Linked DNA regions of Homo sapiens: region 1 is linked to region 2. A link is an interaction called in ENCODE POLR2A ChIA-PET data of the cell type or tissue named here. Cell type or tissue: OCI-LY7. All regions are shown on one strand. Each heading gives the region's core, and the rest is flanking DNA. Links, peaks and the distances in the headings are about the cores only. Region 1 overlaps DDX6 (DEAD-box helicase 6). Region 2 has its middle 27 kb from the start of CXCR5.

Evidence for each region. ChIA-PET counts read pairs that join two places held together with the same protein. Peaks named below come from ENCODE experiments on the same cell type or tissue, not always from the same donor. Only the 100,000 strongest peaks of a DNase experiment are listed, where the experiment ranks them.
Region 1: POLR2A ChIA-PET joins it to region 2 with 7 read pairs; 24 of 35 experiments call an interaction of 5 or more read pairs at or near these places.

Annotation. Positions count from the first base shown.
Region 1 is chr11:118,781,960-118,787,338 of GRCh38, forward strand. DDX6 (DEAD-box helicase 6) reads right to left here. Exons shown (of 14, transcript NM_004397.6): 2 at 4,093-4,559. The coding sequence starts at 4,292. Among named protein-coding and RNA genes, the nearest start is that of DDX6, 6.5 kb to the right of the region's middle. RefSeq lists a silencer at 487-687. In OCI-LY7, for the core only: no CTCF peak of the experiment used is centred there; no DNase peak of the experiment used is centred there; H3K4me3 peaks cover 334 bases; H3K27ac peaks cover 398 bases.
Region 2 is chr11:118,854,671-118,860,049 of GRCh38, forward strand. No RefSeq gene overlaps it. Among named protein-coding and RNA genes, the nearest start is that of CXCR5, 27 kb to the right of the region's middle. RefSeq lists an enhancer at 1,755-1,844. In OCI-LY7, for the core only: no CTCF peak of the experiment used is centred there; DNase peaks (open chromatin) are centred at 1,851 and 3,021; H3K27ac peaks cover 1,234 bases.

The sequences.
Region 1 (5,379 bases), core at 73-5,072, 73 kb before region 2:
CCCAACACTTTGGGAGGCCAAGGCAAGCGGATCACCTGAGGTCAGGAGTTCGAGAGTAGCCTGGCCAATACGGTGAAACCCACTCTCTACCAAAAATACAAAAATTAGCCAGCCATGGTGGCATGTGCCTGTAATCCCAGCTACTCAAGAGGCTGAGGCAGGAGAATTGCTTGAACCCGGGAGCCAAGATCCTGCGCCAGAGCAAGGCTCCGTTCCAAATAAATAAATAAAACAAAATAGGTTAACAGTTACATCAAACAATTGATATAATGCACTCAGCACAGTGCCTGGCAAAATAATAGCACAGTATTAGCCAATGAGCATCTCTTAATCTTTCTTTTTTATTGGAAATGCTAGAAATCATGAAAGAGAATAAAAACAAGGAGAATATAAATAAACTCTCTTTTTGGCCAGGTAAAAACCTCAAGTAATAAATACTCAAAGCATCTTTAAAAAAAAAAAAAAGATCAGGGAACATCTGCAGACAAAGTATTTAACTGTGACATCTTCGAAAAAGTTTTCACTGCAGCTGTTCTTACATAACCAGAGTCCCCAAAACATCTCAAATGCTCCATTCACAGACAAAAAGACCACTTATTTTACTTAAAACTAGGTCCTACATAATGCATACTCTAACATTGGTAACTTTTTGCTACCAATTCCAAGACTACTACTGTACTAAAGCCTTTTTTTTTTTTTTCTGAGATGGAGTCTTGCTATGTCACCCAGGCTAGAGTGCAGTGGCATGATCTCGGCTTACTGCAACCTCCACCTCCCGGGGTTCAAGCAATTCTCCTGCCTCAGCCTCCAGAGCAGCTGGGATTACAGGAGCTTGCCACTACACCTGGCTAGTTTTTGTATTTTTAGTAGAGACGGGGATTCAGCTGGTCTCAAACTCCTGACCTCGTGATCCTCCTGCCTTGGCCTCCCAAAGTGCTGGGATTACAGGCGTGAGCCACCTCACCCGGCCTACTAAAGCCTTTCATCTAAGCCTGTATCATCGAAGTTTCTGATGTCAGTTTGACATACCGTTGAATTCAACAAAATAGTGAATAATAATGCGTAAGATACAATGCAAAACCTGACCACAAGAAATTTATAATCTTATGAGATGAAAAAACTATTTAAAATGAGAAAGTAAGTGACGGAGGTTAAGTATTAGAAGTGTTCTGAGACACTTGATGGGATCTAGAGGACTTCATGGAAGAGAGGGCAGAGAAAATGAGATTTGAAGAACCGCAGAACTGAAAAGAAACCATTAATCGTAGGAAAACCAGAAAAGAAAAATCAAAATCCACTGTTGTCCCCAAATCAGAATTTATTTTTTATTTCTTTGAGATGGGGTCTTACCCTGTCACCCAGGCTTGAGTGCAGTGGTGCGATCATAGCTCACTGCAGCCTTTATTATTTGTAGAGACAGGGTCTTGCTATGTTGCCCAGGTTAGTCTCAAACTCCTGGCCTCAAGTGATCTTCCCACCTCAGCCTCCCAAAGTGATGGGATGAACGGCATGAGCCATCATATCCAGCCCCAGAATTTTTTAAATAGAAAATATTCTCATAGGCCAGGTGCAGTGGCTCACGCCTGTAATCCCAGCACTCTGGGAGGCCGAGGCAGGCAGATCACCTGAGGTCAGGAATTCAAGCCTAGCCTGCAAACATGATGAAATCTCATCTCTACTAAAAATACAAAAATTAGCCAGACGTGATGGTGGACACCTGTAATCCCAGCTACTTGGGAGGCAGAGGCAGGAGAATGGCTTGAACTGAACCCAGGAGGTGCAGGTTGCAGTGAGTCGAGATCACACCATTGCACTCTAGCCTGGGCAACAGAGTGAGTGAGAGTCCATCTCAAAAAAAAAAAAAATTAAAAATAGGCTGGGCGCAGTGGCTCACATGTGTAATCCCAGCACTGTGAGAGGTCGAGGTGGGCAGATCACTTGAGCTCAGGAGTTCCAGACCAGCCTGGGCAACATGACAAAACGCCGTCGCTACTGGTGCATGCCAGTAGTCCCCACTATTTGTAGGGCTGAGGCAGGAGGATCACTTGAGCCTGGGAAGTTGAGGCTGCAGTGAGCCATGATCGTGCCACCATACTCCAGCCTAGGCAACAAAGTGAGACCCTGTCTCAAAAAAAAAAAAAAAAGTTATAAAAAAAATTAAAAATAGTCTAAATTTTGCTAACCTACTTACATTCTGCCAAGACAAACTACAACTGAAGTAGTATTCATTTCTATACCAATTAAAGCATTCACCTTAAAAATAACAGAATATACACTAATACCAATTCTCCCAATGACCTAACCAATTCTGCTGAAAATTAGTTCTTAGAGGTCCTAGTGAACCACATACGGTAACTATATGACAGTCTGGTAGCTTGTATAAGCTATTTTTCTGTAGGAAGTGAAAAGATCTAGGTTGTAATAAAACATATACCTCAGTTCAGTAACCCAGTGTCAACATCTTATAAAGATTCCCAGGGTTAAATTATTTTATATGGCAAGTTTTTTTTTTTTTTTGAGATGGAGTATTTCTCTGTTGCCCAGGCTGGAGTGCAGTGACACGATCTTGGCTCTCTGCAACCTCCACCTCTCGGGTTCAAGTGATTCTCCCGCCTCAGCCTCCTGAGTAGCTGGGATTACAGGCGCATGCCATCACACCCAGCTGATTTTTGTATTTTTAGTAAAGACAGGGTTTCACCATGTTGGTCAGGCTGGCCTCAAACTTTTGACCTCGTGATCTACCTGCCTCAGCCTCCCAAAGTGCTGGGATTAAAGGCGTGAGCTACCGCACCTGGCCTTTTTTTTTTTTGAGATGGAGTTTCGCTCTTGTTGCCCAAGCTGGAGTGCAATGGTGCAATCTCGGCTCACTGCAACTCCGCCTCCCGGGTTTAAGTGATTCTCCTGCCTCAGCCTCCCAAGTAGCATTATGGGCATGTGCCACCACGCCCAGCTAATTTTGTACTTTTAGTAGAGACGGGGTTTATTTTTAGTAGAGACAAGGTTTCTCCATGTTTGTCAGGCTGGTCTCGAACTCCCGACCTCAGGTGATCCGCCCACCTTGGCCTCCCAATGTGCTTGGACTACAGGCGTGTGCCACTGCACCCGGACCTATATGGCAAGTTCTTAACAAAAGCCAAACATCAACTGGAGTCAAGAATCTTAAATGTTAATTTCCTATAACTGAATCTTTAAAGTGATGGTTACCATTCAAATATTGTAATTTAAACTATGCACTTAAAAGTAACAAATAGCCTACATACTTTCAGCTTTAAAAGAAAAAATATCCTCTAGTAAGAGGAGGCTCTTCAATTTTAAGGTTAACAAAAGGTTTCTGAGACTGTTCAGAACTGTGTTCTGTGAGTTCAAAATTCTTAGTTCCCTTTTTATATGTAAAAGGAGGAAAAAAATTAAAAATTTTTTTTTTGGGTAGAGACAGAGTCTCATTATGTTGCCTAGGCTGGTCTCAAACTCCTGGACTCAAGTGATCCTCCCACATTGGCCTCCCCAAAGTACAGGGATTACAGGCATGAGTCACCTCAACCAGCCAACTTTTTTTTTTTTTTAAAGTAAAAAAGCTAAGTTCCATAAGCTAAAAAAAGTTACGAGAAAATTTTCTGAGTGAATAATGCTTGGAGTTCAGAAGGCTGGGCAAGTCTTTAAAGACTCTAAAGACTCAGACTGAGTCTTTAAATTTAATACATAAAGTTGGCTTTATCTGCTGTTTAACTAGGGTAAGGTGCAGTCGTAAAAAAACTATACTGACAAAAACGAGATGACTAATAATTTTATTCATTTACAACAAACTAAGCTAATAACTTTTACACTAATTATGAAAGCCAGAAATGTTTCCAAAAACCATTTATACAAAATTTGTGTGTATCATCTGACCTCAGGATGACTACTTGCTGAACAAATTATGGCAGAAATATATTATTCTATTGCAAATACCTACTGGCCATAAAACAAAGTCATCTGTCCTCTATTTGGAATCAAAATGGTTAAATTAAGGCATAAGTATTAATAGTCAACACCAAAGTAACACAAATCTTGGTTCCCCACAAGTGTTTATTAATAATTTACTCTAACACTTACTTAATAGTGGTGGTCATACTCTGTGCTTGCTGCTGAGTGCCATTATTGATTGTGTTGGTGTTTTTCAGCTGGTTCATCTGTTGCTGTGTCTGTGTGCCCCCTCCTCCAGGGCCACCAGTGGGTTTCACAGGGCCTCTCAGCTGACCATTTTGACTGGACAGACCCATTATAACAGGGTTCTCTGTTCTGGCCGTGCTCATGCTGTTTTAATTGCAAAGGTCTTTCAAACTTCAAAACTTTTGAAAGTCAGTAGAGAAACTGTAATAACAGTTTATTAGGCTCTCCAAAATGAAGAGATAAATATAAGTCTTGCTCAATAAATGAGTCCTTTATTGCAATGCAGGCAAGCACCTGTAAGTCTCTGAACGGTAAGCAGCAGTAACTTGCTCTCTTGCACGGAATCAACTTTTTATTTTTAAAAAGCCCTCTAACAAGCTTGAGTTATATCTGAATTCACTCACGTCAATCTGAAACAAACAAACAAAATTAAATTAGCAAACACAACAGAAAAACTTTGTTTCCCTTTTAAAAGAACCCCTTTAAAAGAATTCTCATCTTTTATATTAAAGAATTAATAATACAGCTACACTTAGACCAAATCACGAGCCAAGCTAGGATAGACACAACTTTGAACTATCTCAAAAACACAATGAGGCCAATATCAAACATTTAAAATTGTTAATTCAAAGCAATCCAGAGATTAAGTAGAAAGAGACTAGTAAATTAGCACTACTCGTCAATGATAATCTCTTCTCTTCAGTTTCCTCCCCATGAATTCTCTAAGTCTCTGACATCTCTAAAAGTCAGTGATTCATTATACTTAATTGCATTACAACTCACTGAAGTATCACACAATTTAAACAAGACAATTCATTAATTTTCTTCTACTTGTAATAGCAACCGAGAGTCCTTATAGATTTAAGTGAGCTTTTGACTTGAACTTCACACTTCCAGAAAAAAACACCTTTGTGCCCTTACAAATTTCAACTATTAAACTTTATGGGCTGGGTGCTGGTGGCTCAGGCCTGTAATCGCAGCACTTTGAGAGGCCAATGCGGGCGATCTCTTGAGGTCAGGAGTTAGAGACCAGCCTGGACAACATAGCGAAACCCCATCTCTACTAAAAATACAAAATTTAGGCCGGGTGCAGTGGCTCATGCCTGTAATCCCAGCACTTTAGGAGGCCGAGGAAGGTGGATCATGAGGTCAGGAGTTCAGGATCAGCCTGGCCAAGATGGTGAAACCCTGTCTCTACTAAAAATACAAAAATTAGCCAGGCGTGGTGGC
Region 2 (5,379 bases), core at 255-5,254:
CTCCTGCCTCAGCCTCCCAGGTAGCTGGGATTACAGGCACGCACCACCATGCCTGGCTGATTTTTTTTTTGGTATTTTTAGTAGAGACGGGGTTTCGCCATGTTGGCCAGGCTGGTCTCAAACTCCTGACCTCAGGTGATCCAGCCACCTCAGCCTCCCAAAGTGCTGGGATTACAGGCGTGAGCCACCATTCCTGGCCTGTATCAAAAATTTTAAAGGGAAACCTGATCCGAAGAGGCACCTTTCTGCCTACAACACAGGCCCTTTCATCAGCTGACCACAGGAGGGGTGCTCCATGGAGCCCCAGGGCCACAGGCATCTCCATTTCAGAAGAGGAGTTCTGCCCTACAGGTACATAACTAAAAGTCCCTTCCAGAGGGTTTTCCTAGAATGAAAATGGATTAACTTCAGCTTTGAAATGACAAATTTCATTTCCTCTCCATTCCTATAAAAGCTTCAAAGATTTCAGGGTCAATTTTCTGTTGGGGCTCAAGCTCCAAGGGTCTGTGTGTGTGCATCCCCTGGATTCCCCAAGAAGAAGAACCCGGCCCAAGACCTCCATGCAGCCAAGCCTGTCTCTACCAAAAGCCAAAGCTTGGGCGAGAATACAGATGGAGGCTCATAGACCATATACCTGATAGTTACAAGTTATAAAGAGACTATTAGACCAAATATGGTTTATCCTCCTGTGATATTCTGAAATATATATTTGGTCTTTATCACCATTTCCCAGCATACAACTCCTAAAATCCTGGGAATCTACAAAGTGCTGTGTTTTGTTTTTTGCTTTTTTGTTTTGCTTTTTCTTTTGTGAGACGGAGTCTCCCTCTGTTACCCAGGCTGGAGTGCAATGGCACAATCTCACTCAACGTCCACCTCCCGGATTCAGATGACTCTCCTGCCTCAGCCTCCCGAGTAACTGAGATTACAGGTGCCCGCCTGTCACCAACATGGTGAAATCCCGTCTCTACTAAAAATACAAAAATTAGCTGGGCGTGGTGGTGTGCCTGTAATCTCAGCTACTCGGGAAGCTGAGGCCGGAGAGTCCCTTGAACCTGGGAAGCGGAGGTTGCAGTGAGCCGAGATCACGCCACTGCACTCCAGTCTGGGTGACAAGAGCAAAACTCCATCTTGGAAAATAAAAAATAAAAAAAGAACTAGGAAGCCAGCTGGAATTTAGAATTCTTGGACTCCTCAGTTTCTCCTCGGAATGTGGAAGTGCAGAGAGGTCTGGCCTGTCACAGTCAAGTCCCGCTCTTCCATTCTGTAACCGCCCAAGGGGTTCACCTTGCCTGCTGCCAATTAATCAGAGCTCTTTTATGTATAAACATCACACACACACACAACACATATAAATACAGACAGACAGAAGATTCAGCACTTGTAAGATTTTTCATTTGCCAGTTTCTTAATTGGATTACTGAGAGTGATTTAATTTATACTTCAAAAAGATTACTCTTGGCCGGGCATGGTAGCTCATGACTGCAATCTCGGCACTTTGGGAGGCCGAGGAAGGAGCATCGCTTGAGACCAGGAGTTTGAGACTAGCCTGGCCAACATAGTGAGACCCTGTCTCAAAAAAAAAAAAAAAAAAAAAGATGACTCTGGCTGCTGTGAGCAGAAAGGATTGTGGGGTGCACAGTGGAAGCAGGGAGACTAGCTGGGAGGTAGGGGCAGCAGTCCCAGAGTGAGAGAATGATGGTCTGGACTAAGATCAGGGCTAAGATCAGGTCTGGACTAAGATCTCCCTGTGGCCAGGGAGAAAGTGCACGAATGGAGGCAGCATCTGCGGGACTTGCTGTTGGGTTCCATGTGGGCGAATATGAGGAAGAAAGAGATGTCAAGAATAACTGGCCTCTTCTCTCCAGTGATGACCACATCCTGTCTGTCATAGCTGCCTTTGCCATATGTGGTCCCTATAACATATTTAAAATGTTGGTGTTCTCAAATTTGTTGATGTTTGCCTTTGTTATTTTTTTCATTATTTTTAAAATCTCAAGTCATTTCTCATTTCAAAACCTCCTATTATTTGGCCGGCTCAGTGGGTCATGCCTGTAATCCCAGCACTTTGGGAGGCGGAGGCGGGCAGATCACTTGAGGTCAGGAGTTCGAGACCAGCCTGGCCAACATGGTGAAACCCCGTCTCTACTAAAAATAAAAAAATTAGCCAGGTGTGGTGGTGCATGCCTATAATCCAAGATACTCGGGAAGCTGAGGCAGGAGAATAGCTTGAACCCGGGAGGCGGAGGTTGCAGTGAGCCGATGGTGCTACTGTACTGTATGGGTGACATACAGAGCAAGACTCTGTCTCAAAAATAAATAAATAAATAAACTCTCATATTATTTACCTATAATTTTTTCTTTTTTTAAATTAAAAATTAATTTTGGTATAAGAAATATTCTTCAAACTACTGGTAGCTATTCACTAGTGAGTTATTAGATCAATTTACTGGGCAGACACCAGAATTTTCTTTTTAATAATATAGGAATAGAATAGAATAGAATAGAATAGATCAGAGTCCATCTGACATAATAAGGATAAATATTGCTTTATAAACTTTTGTTTTAATTATTAATTTATATTCAGGCGAGATGTTCCACATATTTCTTACTGTGGGTCATAGTCCAAAAAGGTTTAAAAGCCTCTTTATAAAATGAAATAATAAAATCTGGTTATTTTAGTCCAAAACTGTAAGCAATTTTCCCAGTATTATTGAAAGACTAGTCTTCTCTTTCACCACTGATTTATGAGTCCTTCTTTAGCATGTATTACATTTTGGGGTTTTTTTGAGACAGAGTCTCACTTTATACCCCAGGCTGGAGTGCAGTGGCACAATCTTAGCTCACTGCAGCCTCAACCTCCCAGGCTTAAGCTGGGACTACAGGCACGTGCCACCATGCCTGGCTAATTTTTGTATTTTTTGTACAGATGGGGTTTCGCGACGTTGCCCAGGCTGGCCTGGGACTCCTGAGCTCACGTCATTCTCCCACCTGGGCCTCCTAAAGTGCTGGGATTACAGGTGTAAGCCACCATGCCCAGCCATGTGTATGAAATTCTAATACAACATACACTTTTTAAGCACTTCCTGTATGCCCTATATATGTTAGGCATGGGGAAAATGACACAATGGTGAGTACAAACATAGACTTTCTCTGCACTCCTGGAGCTTATGGAAATGCTGAGGTCTGTTTCTGGGTTATCTGTTCTGTTCCATTGGTCTTTCTACAGATTTTTGCCCAGTGGTGCAGTTGTTATCACTGTAATCGTCATTTGTTGAACAACTGTTATGGGCCAGGCATTCTGCTGAGTGTTTGACATATACTATTTCCTTTAATACTCATAAGGATGCTGTAAATGATATTCTTACTCCCATTTTACAGGAGGAAGAAACAGAGGCTACGAGATGTTAGGAAGGTTTCCCAAGATGGCAGCCTTAGTCTGCTCGGGCTGCCATACAAAATACTACAGACTGAGTGGCTTGTACAACAGAAATTTATCAATATCTTCTCACAGTTCTAGAGGCTGGAAGGTTCTGGCAGGGTTCAGCTTTGGGCAAGGGCTTTCTCCCTGGTTTGTAGATGGCCACCTTCTCGCTGTGTCTTCATGAAGTGCCCTTTCCTTTGTGCTGGGCAGGGGGTGGGGAAAGGAGACGGGGAGGAGAAGGGGAGGGCCTCAACATATGAATCTGAGGGGACACCATGCAGTCCATAGCAGTGACATGTTCAGGAAGTGGCAAAGTCAGATTCAAACCCAATTTTCTTCTTTTTTTTTTTTGAGACGGAGTCTTACTCTGTCGCCCTGGTTGGAGTGCAGTGGTGCAATCTTGGCTCACTGCCAGCTCTGCCTCCCAGGTTCACGCCATTCTCCTGCCTCAGCCTCCCGAGTAGCTGTGACTACAGGTGCCCACCACCACGCCGGGCTAATTTTTTTTTTTGTAATTTTTTTAGTAGAGGCGGGGTTTCACCATGTTAGCCAGGATGGTCTCGATCTCCTGACCTCGTGATCAGCCCACCACGGGCTCCCAAAGTGCTGGGATTACAGGCGTGAGCCACTGCACCTGGCCTAAACCCAGATTCTCTTTCTCCAGAACCTGAATTCCTCTTAACATCATTTCTTTTCTTTTTTTTTTTTTGAGTTGGAGTCTTTTTTTTTTTTTTTTTTTTTGAAACGGAGTCTCACTCTGTCGCCCGGCTGGAGTTCAGTGGCACAATCTCAGTTCACTGCAACCTCCATCTCCTGGGTTCAAGCGATTCTCCTGCCTTGGCCTCCTGAGTAGCTGGGATTACAGGCGTGCGCCACCACGCCTGGCTAATTTTTGTATTTTTAGTAGAGATGGGGTTTCACCATGTTGGTCAGGCTGGTCTCGAACTCCTGACCTCATGATCCGCCCGCCTCAGCCTCCCAAAGTGCTGGGATTACAGGTGTGAGCCACTGCGCCCAGCCATGAGATGGAGTCTTGCTCTGTTGTCCAGGCTGGAGTTCAGTGGTGCAATCGCAGCTCACTGGAACCCCCATCTCCTGGATTCAAGCAATTCTCCTGCCTCAGCCTCCCGAGTAGTTGGAATAACAGGTGTGCACCACCATGCCTGGCTTTTTTTTTTTTTTTTTTTTTTTTTTTGTATTTTTAGTAGAGACAGGGGTTTTATCATGTTGGCCAGGCTGGTCTCAGACTCCTGATTTCAGGTGATCTGCCCACCTCGGCCTCCCAAAGTGCTGGGATTATAGGTGTGAGCCACTACACACAGCTTAACATAATATCTAATAGGGGAAATCCTACCTTATTGTATTTATTTTCCAAAAGAAAAAAAACTCTATTCTTGTCTGTTTATTTTATAATTTTTTTTTTTAGAGTCAGGTTCTTGCTCTGTCACCCAGGCTGGAGTGCAGTGGCGCTATCATAGCTCACTGCAGCCTCAAACTCCTGGGCTCGAGCAATCCTCCTCATTCAGCCTCCTGAGAAGCTAGGACTATAGGCGTGCACCCATCAAGCCCGGCAAATTTTTAACAATTTTTTGTAGAAATGGAGTCTTGCTATGTTGCCTAGGCTGGTCTTGAACTCCTGGCCTCAAGGGATCCTCCTGTCTTGGCTTCCCAAAGTGCTGAGATTACAGATGTGAGCCACCATGCCCAGCCAATTTATTCTCTCAAATTAACTTCAAAAATCAATTTGACCTACACACACCCCACAATATGTACCAATATGTACCATCATGATATATCAATTTTGAAAAATATAGAGAAAAAGAAAAATGACAGTAGAAAAAAAAATCACTTTGATCCATTTCATGCGAGTGAGAATTGTCATCTTCCCCCCACTGAGTATTCCCATCCAGAAACACGCTATGTGCTGTCTCTCGGGGAAGTGGTATGGATTTCCT